Linked DNA regions of Homo sapiens: region 2 is linked to region 1. Evidence: chromatin contacts called from ENCODE Hi-C data. All regions are on one chromosome and are shown on one strand. The core of a region is the stretch at or near the end of the contact, and the rest is flanking DNA. Distances in the headings are between cores, read along the strand shown. Region 1 holds the start of NDUFAF2 (NADH:ubiquinone oxidoreductase complex assembly factor 2). Region 2 holds the start of IPO11-LRRC70 (IPO11-LRRC70 readthrough).

What was found. A loop is a pair of places that touch in the nucleus more often than their neighbours do. Pooled maps may share reads with other maps.
Region 2: a loop to region 1 is called in a pooled map, with 5 times the contacts of the local background. The contact joins the promoter of IPO11-LRRC70 here to the promoter of NDUFAF2 in region 1. A Hi-C loop is called at or near these places in 4 of 50 pooled maps.

The regions. Positions count from the first base shown.
Region 1 is chr5:60,940,186-60,947,716 of GRCh38, forward strand. It overlaps NDUFAF2 (NADH:ubiquinone oxidoreductase complex assembly factor 2), which reads left to right and starts at 5,020. Exons shown (of 4, transcript NM_174889.5): 1 at 5,020-5,197. The coding sequence starts at 5,071. It overlaps ERCC8 (ERCC excision repair 8, CSA ubiquitin ligase complex subunit), which reads right to left and starts at 4,885. Exons shown (of 12, transcript NM_000082.4): 1 at 4,747-4,885. The coding sequence starts at 4,823. RefSeq lists an enhancer at 5,656-5,785.
Region 2 is chr5:62,575,451-62,582,981 of GRCh38, forward strand. IPO11-LRRC70 (IPO11-LRRC70 readthrough) reads left to right here and starts at 3,285. Exons shown (of 4, transcript NR_073584.1): 1 at 3,285-3,485. The region is part of intron 27 of IPO11 (importin 11); the gene reads left to right. It overlaps LRRC70 (leucine rich repeat containing 70), which reads left to right and starts at 3,369. Exons shown (of 2, transcript NM_181506.5): 1 at 3,369-3,485; 2 at 3,951-5,996. The coding sequence starts at 3,989. The coding sequence ends at 5,857. It also overlaps the pseudogene RPL35AP14.

The DNA of each region.
Region 1 (7,531 bases), core at 3,770-6,269:
CTGGGTAATACTACTATAAAAACTAAACAAAATGCAGAGACAGCTACTTGAGGACTCTGAAAAGTAAACAGCCACAGACAATCCCATGACAGAAATGGCTATGGCTACGCATAGTGGCCTGCAGAAGCCAGAACTCTGAGGAAGGGAAATTGTTTTCTCTGTTCATCAGAGTCCCGATCCCAAGAGGGTAGGGACAATCCCTGTTGTTTATTGCCTCTCTTCTCACTTCTGAGCCCAGACTTGGGCCTAAACTTGGAAGCGTATGGCAGAACAGGGTAACTGAACCCTAAAGTTTCTGGCTAGATGGCCAAAACAGGGAGTCCCAGAGAACTGGGAAGCATCCAGGAGATCACAGAGAAGAAGGAGCTCAGGAAAGTGATCCCATAAAGTTGTTTATAAACTCCAGAACTCATCCCTGAGTGAGGCATGCATAGATCTAACCCTGAGTCGTATACAAAGGATTTTGAAAATTGAGCTAATCACTCAGGTCACAGTCTGACCATTGAATGGCATACACCTGGGGAAGATCTGAAGAGACTTTGAAAACTGAGCTAACATTAAAACTACAGTCCATAAGTAGGTAGGTTCTTGTAGCCTGAACCTAATCTTGCTAATTAAATGTTAAAACAAAAATATCAACATTCTTCATAGGATCAAAACAAGACCCAGAGTATTCAAAATGTCCAGGATGCAAATCCAAAATTTCCCTGCATATAAAGAACCGTGAAAATTTCAACTTGCATGGGAAAAGACAAACAAAACAAGCCAAAGCTGAGATGACACAAGTGTTGAGATTATCTGATAAAGACTTCAAGGCAACCATTGTAAAATGCTTGAACTTGAGCAACACTGGCATGGTGGCCCGAGCCTGTAATCCCAGTGACTCTTGTGAAGCTGAGGCAGGGGGACTGCTTCAGCCTAGGAGTTCAGGACCAGCCTGGGCAAAACAGTGAGGCCTCATCTCTAAAAATAAAAAAAAAGCTTGAGTAAGCCATTGTGCACACACTTGAAACAGATGTTAAAACAGAAAGTCTCAGCAAAGAAATAGAAGACATAAATAAAAGCCAAATGGAAATTTTAGTTTTCAATATAAAATTATTTTAACTTAATGTATTCACTAACAGATTGGAGATGGCAGAGGAAAAAATCTGTGAACTTGAAGATAGATCCATTAAAATTATACAATCTAACAATATAGAGGAAAAAAGATCGAAGGGAAAAAGAACAAAGCCTTAGGGATCAGAGGAACAATTATAAAAGGACTAACATTTTTGTCATTGGAGGTCTAGAAGGAGAAGAGAAAGAGTGTAGTGTTGAAAAAACATTGGAAAAAATGGCTGGAAAGTTCCCAAGTTTATGGAAAGATATAAGTCTACAAGTTCAAGAAGCAGAATGAACCCTAACTAGGATAAATCCAAAGAGATCTGCAACCAGACACATCATAATTAAACTGCTGAAAACTAAAGACGAAGTCTTCAAAGCAACCAGAGAAAAATGATAAATTACCTATAGGAAAACAATGATTTGAATGGCTGCAGATTCCTTTTCAGAAACCATTAGACCTACTCTAAAAAAATTGATAAACTATATTCTTCAGAGACAAGAAAAAGATATAAGAAGGAAATTTGAGGCATCAGGAATAAAGAGACAGCAACAGAAATAACTATCTGGTTAAATATAATGGCTACTTTTTTCCTTAAAATATGATTGATGGTTGGAAAAAATTATAATGTCTGATAGAGTATATAATGTATGTAAATATAAAATATAAGACAACAATATATATATGGTGCAGGGGAAAGGGTGATAAGGTTTCTATATGCCAAATGAAGCAGTAAAACAATGAAATGATCCGAAGTAGACAACGAAAAGTAAGTATTTTATAATTCCTAGAGCAGCCACTAAAGAATTATACAAAAAGATATAGTCAAAACCATAGTATATAAAATAGAATACTAAATAATGTTCAAACAGTCAAATGAAAGCAGGAAAGGGGAAACATAAATATGGAGCAGCTAGCACTCTCACCTATTAGTGGTGGGACTGGAAAATGCTTTTGGAAAACTGTCAGTTTCTTAAAAAGTAAAGGATTTATCTAGTAGCTCCACTGTTATGCATTAACTTCAGAGAAATAAAAGCATATGTTCATACAATGACTCATACATGAATTTTCAGAGCAGCTGTAAATGTATTAGTCCTGAACTGGAAACAACTCAGATGTCCATCGACAAGTGACTAGATAAACTGTGGTATATCTGCACAGTGGGATACTCCACAGCAAAAAAAAGGAATTGATACATGCAATAACATGGAGAAATTTCAAAATAATGTAATTATGCTGAGTGAAAGAAGCCAGACAAAAAAGATTCCATTTATATAAAATACTAGATATGCAAACTAATCTATAGTGACCTAAAGCAGATTAGTAGTTTCTAGAGAAGGAAGAGGGTAAAGCAGAGAAAGAAGGGAGACAGGGATTATAAATGACCGTCAAAAATTTTTTAGGGTTATGGATGTTCTCTTGATTATGGTAATGGTTTCAAAAGTAAATATATGTCAAAATTCATCAAATTGTATATTCTCATTTAATGTGCAGGGTATTGCATGTCAATTATACCTCAATAAAGTTGTAAAATGTTTTTTTAGAGGGTGTAAACTGTGAACACTGCATATCAGTGTTCATCCTTTTGCTCTTACATGATGACAAGGAAGAACAGTAGACATCTCCTATGAATAAAATGGAACTATATAATTGTTTAAGCAAAAACATCACTTAATGATGGAAATATTTTTAAAAAAATTTTAGGCTGTGTGGTAGCTCGCACATATAATCCCGGCACTTTAGGAGGCAAAGGCAGGAGGATCACTTCAGCCCAGGAGTTCAAGACCAGAATGGGAAACATAGGGAGACCCCATCTCTACGAAAAATTTAAAAATTAGCTAGGTGTGTGGGCACATGTCTGTGGTCCCAGCTACTTAGGAGGATGAGATGGGAGGATCATTTGAGCCTGGAAAGTCGAGGCTGCAGTGAGCTGTAACTGCACCACTGCATTCCAGCCTGGGTGACAGAGCAAGACCCTGCCTCAAAAAAAAAATATTTTTTTAATTTTTAAATACTTTATTTGTCTTAAACGTATAAGCAATCCTCACTTGGCACAGTCTGATATGAATTTCAGTTACCACAGTTTATTAACCGTGAGAAATAGCATAAAAGTTTGCTACTAGCTTTTCAGTTCACAAATCATTACATAAATAACATATGAATCAAAATTGACCAATTTGCAATTTTACTTCTTTCAAAGTCTATGGGTGATTGGTCACTGTGCATCTGTTATTCAGTTCACACACAGGCTGCAAAGCATGGAGGTTTGTTATTAATATTTCTGTGCCCTTGAGATAAACCCACATGGAATTTTACAGATTAAAAGAGGAAATTGGCCAAAAGAATGAAAGTGCACTAAAGAAGAGTGATAATACTAGAAGTGAAACTTGCATTAAACATAAATGGAGCAAATGAAAAAAAAGCTGCCTGTGGGAACATGCTGATTGTGGCAACAATGACACTGCCGCCATTTGAGACATTCTAGATATGCAGACTGAGGAAATCAGTGAAGGTGAACTTATAGACATAAATGAGGAAAAGTGATTGTGATGAAAGGCTGATGATGTGTCAGAGGAAGTGACACTGGCAAAAAAAACACATTAAAGGAACTCTCAGAGATATTTCACAACATTGAAAACGTAATGGATAAAATGTTGGAAACTAATATTTAAATTTCTCCAGAACGCAGAACTCATAAGCAACTGTGTTCTCCAAGTAAATATCTTCACAGGTTCCTCAATTAATGTGGGCAAAATTAAAAGTACAACTTGCTTCTTCCCTTTGGAAAACCCTCTCTCAGAGTATATTACCAACATTCAACTTCTTATACAAGGCATAGATCTGGGAATCATTATTCATTCTTCTCTTTTTGTCATTCACGTATCCACTCAATTTCCATGGCCTGTTGATTCTATTTCTCAGACGTTGTTCAAATCTCTCCACTATCTTTATTCTACTTGGCAACTCTGTGGCCCAGGCTTCCAACAACTCTCTCCCGGACAAGTGTAATCACAACAGTTACCTAACTTGGCTCCCACTCTTGTTCTCAGTTGCAACCCATTCTCCAAGCAGAAAACAAAATGCAATAGCTGTTACCTTATTCTCATCTTCACACCTCTACTCAAGTACACAAGGCTCTTCCTCATCTAGTTTCTGTCTACTTCATCTCTTGTCAATGGTCCCTACCCCAATTCTCCGCTCTAGTCATTCTGAACTTTGTTCAATTCCTGGCCTGTGTCCTCTGCCTTTAATAGGCTGCCTGGCACACTGTAGGAATTCACTAAATATGCAGACTGAATGAATGAACGAGTCCGTGGAGGGCAGTTATTCTTTGGAGTAACTTAAGAGAGAAGGAATACAGTACAACGAAGTATTCTTATTTAGGTTTATAGTGTCTTCACCTGAGCCCGCGGGGGAACCCCCCCCCCACCCCCGGGGAACCCCCCCCACCCCCGCCGCCCCCCGCCTGCAAGTTGTTACCAGTAAATAAAAGGGATCCTATTTTAGCAAGCCACACAGCATTAGAGGGCAAATAATAGTTTGGTGGCAGGAGAGCGATGAGACGGGAAAGTGTGGGGCAAAGCTTACAGTCATTGGTCCAGATTCTAACTGGCCTGTTAGCCAAAAAGTAAGGTTTTCTTTACCTCCGTGTTGACTCTGCTCTCCGAAGGCGAAGAGGGTCCTCCAAACCCGTTTGGCGTGCGGACAAAAACCCCAGCATATCGTGTCCTCACACCGGCTGGAGCACTGGACGTCGCCATGACAGAGCTCAGGGGCGGGACTGGAACAGCAGAGTCTCCCATTGGTCAGTCGGTGATATATCCGGCCAATGGTGAGCGCCGTTACTAGAAGGGCTCCAGGATGGAGGCCGACCTGACTTCTCCGCCTCGGTGGGCTGGGTCGGCGGCTGGAGCATTACCCCTACTGCGGGTCCCGCTGCTGGCAGCGCTGGAAACTGGGTGGACGGCATGGGTTGGTCTCAGGATTTGTTCCGCGCCTTGTGGAGATCGCTGTCAAGGGAAGTGAAGGAGCACGTGGGCACGGACCAATTCGGGAACAAATACTACTACATCCCGCAGTACAAGAACTGGAGAGGTGAGGTGGCGGCGTGGGCAGCGATTGCGTGGTCAGTGATTGCGAGGTCAGTAAAGGAGGGAAAAGTGAGAGCCCCTAGTCAACTAACGCATCATGCGACACTTAGGGTGTCACCGGAGAGAATTTCCCGAGTTCGTTCTCCCCTGTCGACCCCTTCACTCTGGCATCGGAGCCCTACCCGGCCCGGCTCTGGGCGCCTTGGCCCGGCCTCGTGCGTCCGCGGTCCCTACTACCCAGCGCCTTCCCCCGGCGTGCCCCGGGCTGCTTGCGCTGTTAAGGCGCACCACCACTTTCCTCCCAGCCACGCCTGTAGAGGAGCCTCAGTTTTAGCCCTGGACTGGCGACGGAGGCAGGGAAAAGTCCACGGAAATCTTTCACCAAAGGGGCTAGAAGGGCCAGGGGAGGGGTTTTTCGTACGCTGTTCCCCGCCTTGTGACCCAGAGCTGAGTGGTGTAATTGAAGAGGAGTATCTTCAGCGCCTCGGCTGTCTTCTTTCTTGGTGTTTACCCTTTTCGGTGGCACCCTGGCTCCGGCGCTGGCCCCATGCGCCTTCCTTACTACCAAGACTTGTCAGAAGTAGGTCCATATCCCCACAAGGCTCGCTGATTCCTTTCTCGGGAGTTGACATTCCAAGACCCCGTTGAGCTCAATTTAAGAAACGTGGCAATAATCATGGTGTTACTGTGTAGGATTCGTGCCAAGTAGTTGAGCGGGTTGTTTGGGGAGTAAGGAGGCGTTGCTGTCCATTGAAATCACACTGTGTAGCCGCCGTCGTAACCTCTTCTGTGTTGTTCCATCGCCGCATGCAGAAAATGTCAGGTTTTGGGCGAAGAGGCGTGGGTTAGAATCTCAGCTTTGACACCTGATAGCTCGGGAATCACGGAAAAAGTACTTGTCCTCTCCAAGTCTCAACATCCTCACTTGAAAGTTAGAGATAATATAAGATCAGCAATGTTGAGAAGCACTAAGACCTTTCCAAGATTATGTGCCATTCATTTCCCACACATATAAAATGTATTCTGTGATTTATCACTCAATTAATTTATTTTTGCCTGGCCTTTTTCTGTAACTTATTTTAATATTTAGACTTGTTTCCCTAATGAGCTCCTCTGTCAGGCAGGGAATATGTCTCACAAAAAAAGAAAAAAGCCTGCAAAGAACATAGCATGGTGTTAAGTATTTCTTGACAGGTTGCAAGCAGAGAGATGTTTCTTTTCCATAAGTTGTCAGTAAAATTAAAAATATGCAAACTGTCAGACTGAGTTTTTTTAAATTGAAATATAATTTACATACAGTAACATTCACCCTTTATGGTGTACAGTTTTATTGTTTTTGACAAATGAGTAGAGTAACCTCACTGGATTCAAGTAATAGAATAATTCCATCACCATCAGAATTTCCTCCAACTCCTTAGTAGTTCATTCCCACACCCTTTGGCAACTACTGATGTGTTTTATGGGCCTATAGTTTTGTCTTTTCTAGAATATCATATAAATGGAATTATACAGGATTTAGACTTTTGAGTCTGGCTTGCTTCACATAGCATAATGTAGCTGAGATTCATCCATGTGTCAGTAGTTGTTCCTTTTTATTGCTCAGTAGTATTCCATTGTATGGGTTTGCCAGTTTATCTGTTCACAAGCTGAAGGACATTAGGATGTTTCCAGTTTCTGTGATTGTGACAAAAGCTCTACAAACATTCCCATACAGGATTTGTGTGAACGTAAGTTTTCATATCTCTTGGGTAAATATCTAGTAGTGGGATTACTAAGTTGTGTGATCAATGTGTGTTTAACTTTATGAGAAACTACCAAACTGTTTTTCAAAGTGGCTGTACCATTTTGTATTCCTGCCAGCAATGCATTAAAATTCTAGTTGTTTCCACACCCTCACCAGCACTTAGTATTATCTGATTTTTGGGTGTGTTTTTATTTTTATTTTAGCCATTTTGATAGGTATATAGTGGTATCTCATTGTGATTTTAAGTTTCATTTTCCTAATGCCTGAGGATGTTGACAGTCTTTTCATGTGCTTATTTACTATCTACAGATCTTCGGTGAAGTATTGTTCAAACCTTTTGCCCATTAAAAAATCCATTTATGGCTGGGTCCGGTGGCTCATGCCTGTAATCCCACCACTTTGGGAGGCCGAGGTGGGTGGATCACCTGAGATCAGGAGTTCCAGACCAGCCTGGCCAACATGGTGAAACCCCATCTCTACTAAAAATACAAAAATTAGCTGGGCATGGTGGCACGCGCCTGTAATCCCAGCTAGTCGGGAGGCTAAGGCAGGAAAATCACTTGAACCTGGGAGGCGGATGTTGCAGTGAGCCGA
Region 2 (7,531 bases), core at 2,035-4,534, 1.6 Mb after region 1:
CTCTGTCATGTCATTTCCTCAGTCTTTTCTTTTTCTCTTATAACATTTTTAAATAATCCACTCCTTATAATCTCTCTCCATCTTTCCAATTGCCTCTCTGTTTTTGTCTCCCATCCATCCTCTCCCCACCTCCCCCAGCAGAATAGAGTGTTCCTCATTTGTGGTTTGATATTTCCTTATGGTTAGATTTATGTATGCATCTCTCGTTAGAATATTGCATAAGTGATGTGTCCCTCTTGGAATATCACAGGCAAAGTCACATGGTGCTCATCTGTTTCTCACTGATGATGTTAATGCTGGTCAAGGTGTTATCTGATTTCCCCACTGTGTATAGTTACTATGTTGTTATTTTTTTTTCTTGCAACTGATAAGAGGTCTATATTGAGATATACTGCCCCTCATTAAAATTTATCTCCTACATTGAGCAAAAGAATTCTCAAATTGTTTGCTAAATTTTTTTTTCCAGGAACACAAGTCCACTTTATTTACCTTTCATTAGTTTAAATCTTTAAGGGGTTACAGCATCTATGTCCAATGGCCTTAGCAGAAGGATCGCTTTGGAATTTGGCAAAAACCATGCCAATGTTTCCTTGGGCCCAAGTTACCTTTCTCTAGAATACTCTGATTTTGTTTGGTTTGCTGCCAGGAGTCACTTGTTGTTCTTTGCTTTGTGTGCGTAAGCACATTTATTGCCCAAATAGAATTCAGTTTCATCTTGGGCATAAACACCTTCAGTTTTAAGAAGATTTGTGTGCTCCCTTTGGTTCCAGAGACCCTGCTTATAGCGCAAAAATGGCCTTGGATGACAGCCTTCCAGAAATACTTGCCTTTTAGAAGTCATGTTCCAAGCAGGCCTCGACAGGCTTCATGATGGCAGGAAGAGCTGGATTATTTTTAATTGCAAATCCCATTTCACATTTTCATTCTCTTGATTTTAGTTCCATCAGTGACTTTTAAGGTCCATAAAATCAGTAACTGCTGTTATTATAAGCCATTCTTTATATGTAAACCAATCTTGATTGGTTTATATATAGATGGTATATATCTAAATACATATAGGCTGGACGCAGTGGCTCACACCTGTAATCCCAGCACTTTGGGAGGCCAAGGTGGGAGGATTACTTGAACCTACTAGTTCAAGACCAGCCTGAGCAGAATGGCAAGACTCCGTCTTTACAAAAATAAGAAAAAGCATGGTGGCATGCACCTGCAGTCCTAGCTACTCAAGAGGCTGAGGGAAGAGGATCACTTGAGACTGGGAGGTCGATGCTGTGGTGAGCTGTACTCACATTGTTGCACTCCAACCCAGCCGACAGAGCAAGACTGTGTCTCAAAAGAATACATGCATCCATACAGATGATGTATATTTAAAAGAGCTAATGGAACAATTGCTCTGTTATTTATACATTCTTGTTTTTGTATGGGGAGAATCTGAATGGAAAAGAGAATAGTTGTGTATTAATACCAGAAGCATGAGATGATTTGAAGACAAAGGCAGTGTAAAAGAAGGTTCAGCAACAAGAATGAGAGGAAAACAGCTCAATGAGTCAATTTCCTGGAAAGAAATAGAAGACTAATTTAAGAGGTTGAGCGTAGTGTTCAGTAATAGTTGTAATGAACATTAGTAATCAGAAAAGGATAATGAGGAATCATTGTTGATCAGTTGTCTCTAAGAACAGCAACTCCTAAATGAACAGAAAGACTAAACTTTGTTTTGCTGGAGATAGGAATTTTTTTTTAAACCATTCAACCTGAGAGTTACAGTGTACTATTTATATTTGCTTGTTTTGTTGAAGTCAGTTTAGTTTCCTTCAGTTTTTAGAATGTGAGAAGTGAGATTTTATTTTGTCATTTTTCCTTAATACAGTTTCCTAAAAATTTTACCTTTGCATCCTAATAAGTGTTCTTTACTGCTTTGGATATTTTTGGCATAAAGAACAAAATTAATTCATACTCTGGTTATATTACTTTGTGGGTTTTTTCTCTTTAATTTTATTTTTATTTCAAAGGACCCTTTCTCTGAATTTTTCCCAAGAAATTGAAAAATCCATGGGACAAGCTTCATATCACCTTGTATATTATTGGAAGTACTAAACAAAATGGACCTGAGAAACATAGCCCCTACCTCAAATTCATATCATTTCTGTCACTTGTTTTGTTTTCCATTTTTAATGCATAAAATAGCAATAACAGTAACCAGCCATAATGGATAGGTGTAAGAATCATAAGTCATTTTGATAACGATCTGCTATCCAGTATGCATTGCTGAATTTTTAGTCATAGAAAGATAATGCTAGGTATTATTTCAGCTTTCTAATATGGACATAATTCATATTATTTCTAAAGTAATTGTTGATGTGAAATGAAACTGCTTTAATATCAAAGGAGAGTTGTATACAATTATATAACTTGATATTTTAGGAATATTATCAGGCTATTAGTAATATTAATAAAAGTCAGAATTAGAAAGCTTAAGCAACTAGCTTAAAGTTAATGAAAGAAAGTTAATGACTGAACAATATATAATATAAACAATTTATATCCGATTCTTTAAATTCTTGAAAAATGACGTTAAAAAATTCTCCATTTTTGTTCTAAAAGATTCAAACTGATACAGATATATATAGGGCGAAACATCGCCTCTTTTACTCTCCCCAATTTTTCTTGCAAAGATAACCTATGTCAGTAAGTTGGTATGCAGCTTCTTAACATCTTATAACCCAACACAACCAATTAGTGCGTTACTACTAATTAGTAGCTTACTACCAATTAGTACCTCACGTATTAAGTAGTACTCAGTATTTTTTGCAACCAAAAATATTTTGAAAATTTTAAAAAGAGCACTGGAGGATAATATAACAACATTTATGTTCATTCTAAATTTTTTCCCCTATTTTTATTAAAGGAATAAAGCATAAAGTTTAAGTCTTCAATGCGTATTTAACACAACATAAATATTTTATTCATTAAAAAGTTTACAAAAAATTGTATTACTCGATATACATCTTATTTGAACTAGCCTTTTCCATTCAGTAGCTATGTTGTTTGATAGCTAGAGTCTGTTGATTGATATTTGGGTTCTGAATAACTAATGTTTTCAAGTATCCTTTAAAAACTATTATTTTTATATTATAGGAGATATTTCAATGTGTATATTAGGAAAACTCTAACTGCATTCTGAAAAAATAAGTTCCTGAGATTTCCGTTCAGCAATACTTTTGAAACACAGATAAAATTACTTCCTGTCTCTTAGCTTCCTGTATCCATGGCAACCTCTGTTTTACACATTGACTGTAAAGGAACCAATGTGAAGAGTGGTGTTTCCTGAGCAAACGGTGACTTAAAAAAAAAAAAAAAAAAGTGGTGGGGTGGAGGTCAGCAGTGCCACAGAACAAACTGGAGTTAAGAAATGTCGTTCTTCAGATTTAAAAAGAAAACCTTTACTGAATCAGCTGAGTGTTAATAATACGAATTTCCTTTTCTTGGTAAGATTATTTACTTAAATATGAACTTCTAGCTGACATGAAAAATAGTTCTGTGAAAAACTGTAATTTAGAATTTAATTGTTCTGTAGTGAATTTGTATTTTCATAAATTATAATGTTATTTGATATTAGACTTTATGTTGTTAAAGGGACATATTAAATTCAAAGATTCTCATTCCTACATCATTTGTCACCTGTGTTGTAATCAATTGTAATTTTTAAGTTAACTTAGCAAATGTTTCATTAATCTGAACTATTTTGTCAAATAGTGGGTTAATGGCCTGATCATGTTAATAATTCTAGAACGTATTCCATACTCATTATTTTTTGCTATTACCATGGTATGATTTATGATAGTATTATTGGCTGATCCTAATTAAAATAGAATACAGAAGTTATAGTATTATAAAAAAAATTCATTTGATGAAGTTTTCGTGATTTAAAGCTTTACCTTCTCTTTTTATAGCCAATTCTGATCTGAACAGAAAATCCAAGAACAGGGATATGTGTGGATTACAGTTTTCTCTGCCTTGCCTACGACTGTTTCTGGTTGTTACCTGTTATCTTTTATTATTACTCCACAAAGAAATACTTGGATGTTCGTCTGTTTGTCAGCTCTGCACTGGGAGACAAATTAACTGCCGTAACTTAGGCCTTTCGAGTATTCCTAAGAATTTTCCTGAAAGTACAGTTTTTCTGTATCTGACTGGGAATAATATATCTTATATAAATGAAAGTGAATTAACAGGACTTCATTCTCTTGTAGCATTGTATTTGGATAATTCTAACATTCTGTATGTATATCCAAAAGCCTTTGTTCAATTGAGGCATCTATATTTTCTATTTCTAAATAATAATTTCATCAAACGCTTAGATCCTGGAATATTTAAGGGACTTTTAAATCTTCGTAATTTATATTTACAGTATAATCAGGTATCTTTTGTTCCGAGAGGAGTATTTAATGATCTAGTTTCAGTTCAGTACTTAAATCTACAAAGGAATCGCCTCACTGTCCTTGGGAGTGGTACCTTTGTTGGTATGGTTGCTCTTCGGATACTTGATTTATCAAACAATAACATTTTGAGGATATCAGAATCAGGCTTTCAACATCTTGAAAACCTTGCTTGTTTGTATTTAGGAAGTAATAATTTAACAAAAGTACCATCAAATGCCTTTGAAGTACTTAAAAGTCTTAGAAGACTTTCTTTGTCTCATAATCCTATTGAAGCAATACAGCCCTTTGCATTTAAAGGACTTGCCAATCTGGAATACCTCCTCCTGAAAAATTCAAGAATTAGGAATGTTACTAGGGATGGGTTTAGTGGAATTAATAATCTTAAACATTTGATCTTAAGTCATAATGATTTAGAGAATTTAAATTCTGACACATTCAGTTTGTTAAAGAATTTAATTTACCTTAAGTTAGATAGAAACAGAATAATTAGCATTGATAATGATACATTTGAAAATATGGGAGCATCTTTGAAGATCCTTAATCTGTCATTTAATAATCTTACAGCCTTGCATCCAAGGGTCCTTAAGCCGTTGTCTTCATTGATTCATCTTCAGGCAAATTCTAATCCTTGGGAATGTAACTGCAAACTTTTGGGCCTTCGAGACTGGCTAGCATCTTCAGCCATTACTCTAAACATCTATTGTCAGAATCCCCCATCCATGCGTGGCAGAGCATTACGTTATATTAACATTACAAATTGTGTTACATCTTCAATAAATGTATCCAGAGCTTGGGCTGTTGTAAAATCTCCTCATATTCATCACAAGACTACTGCGCTAATGATGGCCTGGCATAAAGTAACCACAAATGGCAGTCCTCTGGAAAATACTGAGACTGAGAACATTACTTTCTGGGAACGAATTCCTACTTCACCTGCTGGTAGATTTTTTCAAGAGAATGCCTTTGGTAATCCATTAGAGACTACAGCAGTGTTACCTGTGCAAATACAACTTACTACTTCTGTTACCTTGAACTTGGAAAAAAACAGTGCTCTACCGAATGATGCTGCTTCAATGTCAGGGAAAACATCTCTAATTTGTACACAAGAAGTTGAGAAGTTGAATGAGGCTTTTGACATTTTGCTAGCTTTTTTCATCTTAGCTTGTGTTTTAATCATTTTTTTGATCTACAAAGTTGTTCAGTTTAAACAAAAACTAAAGGCATCAGAAAACTCAAGGGAAAATAGACTTGAATACTACAGCTTTTATCAGTCAGCAAGGTATAATGTAACTGCCTCAATTTGTAACACTTCCCCAAATTCTCTAGAAAGTCCTGGCTTGGAGCAGATTCGACTTCATAAACAAATTGTTCCTGAAAATGAGGCACAGGTCATTCTTTTTGAACATTCTGCTTTATAACTCAACTAAATATTGTCTATAAGAAACTTCAGTGCCATGGACATGATTTAAACTGAAACCTCCTTATATAATTATATACTTTAGTTGGAAATATAATGAATTATATGAGGTTAGCATTATTAAAATATGTTTTTAATAATTTGTGAACAGTGTATTCATTTAGCAAATATTTTCTTTGATATATACTGTATTAAGTAATAATAGCTAACATTTCTGTGTATCAAGCACTGTGCCAAATATTTCACATTTCACATTTAATCTGTGAATAGTCTTGAAAGGTGGCACTATTTATACTTTACAGGTGAGGAAACTTAAAGTTTAAGTAACTATGCCAAATTCTCACAGCTTGTAACACTTTTTGGGCCTCTCTGACTAGAGTTCATGCTTTCAGTTTTATACTATATTGCTGCTTTGGTTCTAGGATTGTGATATGAAAAAAATAGACGTGGTTCTTATTCTAGGTAGAGCTTGAAATTTAGAGGAGGAGATATATGGTTACTGCACAGTGCGATGATAAGTACTGTACTTGGAGATGCTGTTGAGTATAACATTTGTGGAGGTGAGAGATGGCTTTATGAAGAAAGTGACATCAAAACTGGATCACGAAGAATAAATAGAAATTAGCCCAGTGAAGAGAGCTGAGTAACATCGTGTCAGAGGGGTTAACAGAAGAAAACCTGCTGCTTTTCAGGAACTAAAATTCAGTACAGCTGGTGTCGTGAATGATGGTGTGCGATTTAAAGCCCGAAAGAGAGATCAGGTGATGAAAGCTTTATAGTTACATGCTTTATCTTGAGGGCAACAGAGAGCCATTGAAGGATTTTTAAGCAGTAGAGTGAAATGATTAGATTTACCCTTTAGAAATTTCCCTCTTTCTGGAAGGAACAATAAAACCGGAGCCAGAATTAGGTGAGTAGGAATCTGAATTGCTAATCCAGGGGAAAGATGCTAGAGGCCTGGGCCAGGATACTGGCAAAAAGGATGGATGGATCCAGAGGTACTTTGAAAGTAAAATGAACTGCCTTGGTGATTGGTTGAGGCGTGGCAGGGGAGGGAGAAGTCAAAGATGTTAGGTTTTTGGCTTAGGCAGTTTTGTGCTGTATTCACTAAGCTAGGGAAAGAAAAGGGGTGGGGCAAAATAATGAGTCAGTTTTAGACAGATTGAATCTGAGGTTCTTATTAGATCTCCACATGGAAATATATATCATGCAGAAATTCAGAAGCGAGGTCTTATGGTAAAGGCCAATATTTCTTAAACTTTCATCTGTCCAGTACACTGGAAATGTATGATGCACCCTTTACAGTAACAATAACCATTTAAGCTGTGGTTTTGGGAGATAGGTAAGTGGGGAAGAATAAGACCTTGTAGAAGTTGAGAGAGTCCCTAGGAGATATTAGTGCCCTTGATTAAGAATCTTTAATATAGATGGTAATTGAAGTCATAGAAGTAATATAATGGTTTTCTTTATTAGCAAAAATTTGTACTTGCAGAATATTTGTACTGCAGAATATTAGGGATTATAGTAAGTGCCTATGCTTGTTGGTTAGTTAATAGTGACCTGAACCACAAATATGTATTTAAAATTTTTTCTTAATATATTTGAGAGAAAATCAGAAAGGAGCTGAAAAGTAATTTTAAGATATATTAGAAATTGCATAAATAAAGCCCCACCA